Regions from separate parts of the Homo sapiens genome. Here region 2 is linked to region 1. Evidence: read pairs that join two places in POLR2A ChIA-PET (ENCODE). Cell type or tissue: OCI-LY7. All regions are shown on one strand. Region 1 overlaps CMTM7 (CKLF like MARVEL transmembrane domain containing 7). Region 2 overlaps DYNC1LI1 (dynein cytoplasmic 1 light intermediate chain 1).

Evidence for each region. ChIA-PET counts read pairs that join two places held together with the same protein. Peaks named below come from ENCODE experiments on the same cell type or tissue, not always from the same donor. Only the 100,000 strongest peaks of a DNase experiment are listed, where the experiment ranks them.
Region 2: POLR2A ChIA-PET joins it to region 1 with 5 read pairs; 3 of 35 experiments call an interaction of 5 or more read pairs at or near these places.

The regions. Positions count from the first base shown.
Region 1 is chr3:32,419,496-32,421,995 of GRCh38, forward strand. The region is part of intron 1 of CMTM7 (CKLF like MARVEL transmembrane domain containing 7); the gene reads left to right. Among named protein-coding and RNA genes, the nearest start is that of CMTM7, 29 kb to the left of the region's middle. RefSeq lists enhancers at 145-1,344, 576-635, 696-765, 856-935. In OCI-LY7, no CTCF peak of the experiment used is centred here; DNase peaks (open chromatin) are centred at 696 and 1,166; H3K4me3 peaks cover 1,483 bases; H3K27ac peaks cover 2,500 bases.
Region 2 is chr3:32,533,475-32,535,974 of GRCh38, forward strand. DYNC1LI1 (dynein cytoplasmic 1 light intermediate chain 1) reads right to left here. Exons shown (of 13, transcript NM_016141.4): 7 at 1,037-1,172. Among named protein-coding and RNA genes, the nearest start is that of MIR548AY, 28 kb to the left of the region's middle. In OCI-LY7, no CTCF peak of the experiment used is centred here; no DNase peak of the experiment used is centred here.

The DNA.
Region 1 (2,500 bases):
GGGTTGGTTTTTAGATGCCCTTTCTCAGTCAAGGAAGTTCCCTCCTATCCTTGCTTGCTGAAAGTTTTGTTTTGTTTTGTTTAATCATGACTGGATATTGAATTTTGTCAAATGCCGCTTTTTCTGTCTCAGTTGATACGAATATATGGCTTTTCTTGTTTTGTCTGTTCATAAGGCATATACATTTGAAACATTTGGAAGTACTGAACTACTCATGCATTCCTGTGATAAACCTTAGCTGTGGTACATTTGTATTTCTTATATATGTTGGATATGATATGCTAATATTTTATGGAGGGTTTTTGATAGCCTGGAGTTTCTCTGTAAGCTTGTTAATGACTCAACCCACTTTGCGTCCTTCCTTTTGAGATATTCATGTATTCATGGTCTAGTGTGGGTTATTCTGAATCCTGGTCTCTCTTTCCTCTCTGTGTGGTTGGTGTTCTTTTGGGTTTATCTGTTTCTCCTTTTTGCCTACATGTTAGAAAAACTTGAAGTTATGCAGCTCAATTCAGGAACAGGATGTAGGAAGAAGTATTTGAGTCCAGTAGCTAGATTCAAATTGATTTGCGTCACATTATTGAGGTCCTACCAAGTGCTGGGTCCCTGTTGTCACCTTAGAAGAACAGTTTATTTGTGTTTATCTGAGCAGTCTAGTTCTCCATTAGCAGGCACATGAGAGGAGGTATTGTTGAGGATGAACCTTTCGTCCATGTCTCTTTGTGGCCTCCCTGTTTCCTCCAGATGCATCCAGATCAGGGCAGAAGCAGAGCCTGCTTCATGGGGACTGAAAGGCCTTCTTTGTCTTTCCACCAGGAGGCTTTTGCAGTGGCAAGGAGGCCTGAGAATGACCCCGCAGGCCGGGTGAGGGGAAATGTAGGGAGTGGCCAGGTTCCAGCCTAACAGGTTATTTTTAAAAAGTGAAGCCCAATGAGGTGGGGAACTTTCTGAAGGGAGGTCTTTGTTTTCACTTGGCACTCAGATGACTCAAAAGTGAGAAAGCAAAGGAGAATGCAGGCAGCAGGGGAGGGCTGACTCTACGCCAGCCTTCTGAAATGACTTCAGCTGTACCTGGGCCTGCAGGTCACAATGATCATGCCTTTGAACTGGGGACACGGTTGAAAAGGCTGGAGGAGGAAGAAAGGGGCAAGGTGTCCACGCCATAGTCCCACTGTCTGCCTGACTGAAGGGCGGTTTACCACAGCTGGCTTTTTGTTCCCTAAAAAATGCAGCGGCCAGAGAGCAGGTGGGAGAGGCCCTCTCTGGGGAGTTGTTCCTCAGAACTGGGTCTGGGGGCAGGAGAGGGGGCCAGCTAATGGCCTGCAGAAGTGGCAAGGCCTGCTGCCTGCTTGCTTGACTCAGCGGTTTAGTTTATGGCAGAGTTTGCACAGACGGAATCGCTTGACCATGTTGTCAACAATCTGAGGCAGCCAAGCCAGCCAGGGAAGTTTTTTTGTTGGTCTCACCGGCTGTCTGGACCCTCCCACTGGAGGCGACCCTGCTCCCCACCTCACCGTGCAGCCTGGGTCCCTGGAGGCTCCCTGGGACATTCCTGCCACCTGCTGCCCTCCTCTCCCACCCAGCTCCTCTCCCTTTTCTTCTGGCCACTATTCTGATTTCAGTCCCCATTGCCTTGCTAGAACTGACACAGCCTCCTACAAACTGACTTCTGTGTCTTTTCTCTCCCATCTCCAGTCCACCTGCTACTAGATTCATTTTCCTGAAGAACAATTCTGCTGTGGCTCTTCTCTGCTCAATAACCTTCACTGGCTCCCCATCGCCCACCTAGCATATCTACTTCCTCAGCCTGGAATCTGATCCCCACCCCATCCCGCCAGCTTTGCTTCCCATCACACCTCTTCACATACCTGTGCAGTTTGCCTAACATGGACAACAACCCTCTTGTTCCCAAATATACTCTTGTGCTTTCCCACCCCTATGCCTTCTGTGGCTGTGTTCCCACTGCCAGAAGCCTCTGATTCCCCTTCTCTGTGTGTTGGAATGCTTTTGTGGAGTCCACACCAGGGCCATGTCTGCTCTTCATACGGGACATGCCTGACCTTCTCCTTCCTCTATTCCTCACAAATTGTAGCTCTCTGGTGGTATTTATCCCCTGTTTTGTTGTCGTTACTTGTGTCTGGATCTTAAGCTCCTTACCCTTTAGGACAGGGTCCGTGTCTAAGCTGTCCTCATATCTTGCTCATCTCCTGGTGACAACACACTGCACTTAGAGGAATCATCATTTTTGTGCTACTTTGTGCCAAGACCTCAAACATTATCCTATTTGTTCCTCCCAAGAAACTTCTGAAAGAAGTTTTAATACCTAACATTTGTTGAGCATTTACTGGAGCAGTACCAGGCTGTTCTAAATATTTTGCCTGAATTAGTTCATTTAATCCTTGTATTAACTCATTAACTCTTTGTAGTATATTTGATTATTATCCCTCATGCCAAAGATGAGGAAACTGAGGCCCAACGGGGTGAACTAGCCCCTACTGTC
Region 2 (2,500 bases), 110 kb after region 1:
CTCAAAAAAGATTACCAATATTAAAAATGTCATTAGTGTTAACTTGGGGGAAGGGGGCAGTAATTATTACCTCCCAATTTTATACGGTTACCTTTTTTTTTTTTTTTTTGAGACAGAGTCTTGCTTTGTTGCCCAGGTTGGAGTACAGTGGCTCAACCATGGCTCACTGCAGCCTCTGTCTCCCAGGCTCAAGTGATCCTCCCACCTCAGCCTCCCAAGTAGCTGAACCACAGGTGTGTACCACATCTGGCTGATTTTTAAATTACTGGTAGAGATGGGGTCTCACGATGTTGCTCAGGCTAGTCTTGGGCTCTTGGGCTCAAATAATCCTTCCACCTCAGCCTCCCAAAGTGCTGGGATTTTAGGCATGAGCCACTGCACCTGGACTATTCAGGTAACTTTCTTTTTTTTTTTTTTTTTGAAATGGAGTCTCGATCTGTCACCTAAGCTGGAGTGAAGTGGTGCGATTTCGGTTCACTGCAACTTCTGCCTCCCAGGTTCAAGTAATTCTTGTGCCTCAGCCTCCCAAGTAGCTGGGACTACAGGTGTGCACCACCACACCCGGGCTAATTTTTGTATTTTTCATTAGAGAGGGGGTTTCGCCATGTTGGCCAGGCTTGTCTCGAACTCCTGACATCAGGTGATCTGCTCTTGGCCTCCCAAAGTGCTGGGATTAGAAGCGTGAGCCACCGTGCTCAGCCAGGTAATTTTTAAAAGCATGTCTAGATCTCATATTTGGTCATTTATGTATCATAATCAATTAAAGAATAAGCAGATACAATACACTAATATAGGCACCCAGTAGACAGTTTAGCTCAAAAACCTTTGAAAAAGGGCTCAGGCCAGCAGTAAATCTAAAAGGCAATAATAGATAAATCAAGACAGGTTATAAACAAAAAACAATCTAGGAACAGATAGATTCTCACTTTCTCATCATGGAAGGTCTATTGGTCCCATCTCAAAACTGAAATAATGATTCACCATCAAATAGTAGCAATAATACATGATAAAATTATATATTTAAGAGTACACTTACATAAATACTGCATCCTTTTCCACAACAACAGCAGGAATCTTATAGGGAAATCCATATAGTTTCTGAACGATGTATTTATATACTAAGTCTATATTTTTGTTTTCTTTTACTGAAGTGTAAATAAGTGCTGCACCATCTGAATAATATGGTTAAAGAAAAATTCTGGACAAATGTCATGAGCAAATACCATAAAATTCTGTGTTTTCAGCTTAACTTTTATTTCTATGCATTTTAGTTTCAGAAATAACTCCAAAGGTATATTATATGGTAATCAAGAACTTCAAAAGTAAAAAATACTACCTTCATATGGGCTACAATTAATAAAAGAATTTTTACATAATCAATTTAACTTAGGAAGGCAGAAGTCTCATTAAGACAAGAAGTAAAGGTAAATCTAGAAATACTGACACCATGACTACTTCTATATTTAAAGCACATGAAAGGACAATTTTTATGTTTTAACTTTCCTAAACTTCATAGAGGGGATATTATTTATCAACAGCTGTTTTGTTTGCCTTTTCAACAAAAATGGTGTGTTAACAGTGTCTCTTTGTAGTTTTTACAAAACCCAGGAATTAAAGACTTCAGGGATAAGGCTCAGGAGACTCACTGGAGAGAGCAAAAGAAACCCAATGTTGAAAGGTGAGCCAGCAGGTACCAATTAGGAAGCTTTCAGGAATAACCCAAGGCAAAAGCACATTTCATGACAAAACTTGAAATAACACAACCTCACATCAAGATGTATTAAAGCAGAGCCTAACTTTGACCTTTTATCCAAAAGACACAGTGGATGTAAATATTAAGACATCCATGGACAATGTGACCACTGACAGATGATGGATTCAGAGTGGCTATCAGAAATTCTATGACCATCCACATTCTAGCACTGGCCCTTGTTTCTCCAAGGGAGATGGTGACCTAGGCCAAGGGGGAAATGCTGGGAGTACAGTCTAACTTCTTAACTGGGATACTCATATTTTCTGGGACATGACCTGAGGCTTATAAACCTAAAAGCAGTATTGCTAAATACAACTTACTAAACTTACTTTGATACGAAACTTTAACATGGTAGAGACAAACATAATCTTAGGCAAAAGTTTAACTGTATTAACTTTGCATTAATGCTCTTCCCCACAATGAAAACCAAATTATGATAATTTGGAAGATTTCTGTAACTGAAAAACTTACATTGCAATTAAAAATTTAATAAAATAAAGGTGATTTTGAACTGTCACTGTCACTGATAAATACATACCTCATTATCTTGAGATGACTTCTCACATTTTGTATTCTTTTAAAATCAACTGGCTCTAATGGTCTCTATTTTGGTAGAAAGCTTCCTTTCTGATTACATTTCTGTACTTACATTTTTAAGTATAGCATTAAATAAATGATTAAAGAGACTGTTTACTCTCAAATTTTCTAATCCCCAAAGATAACATAAAAAAGAGGCTACAGATACCT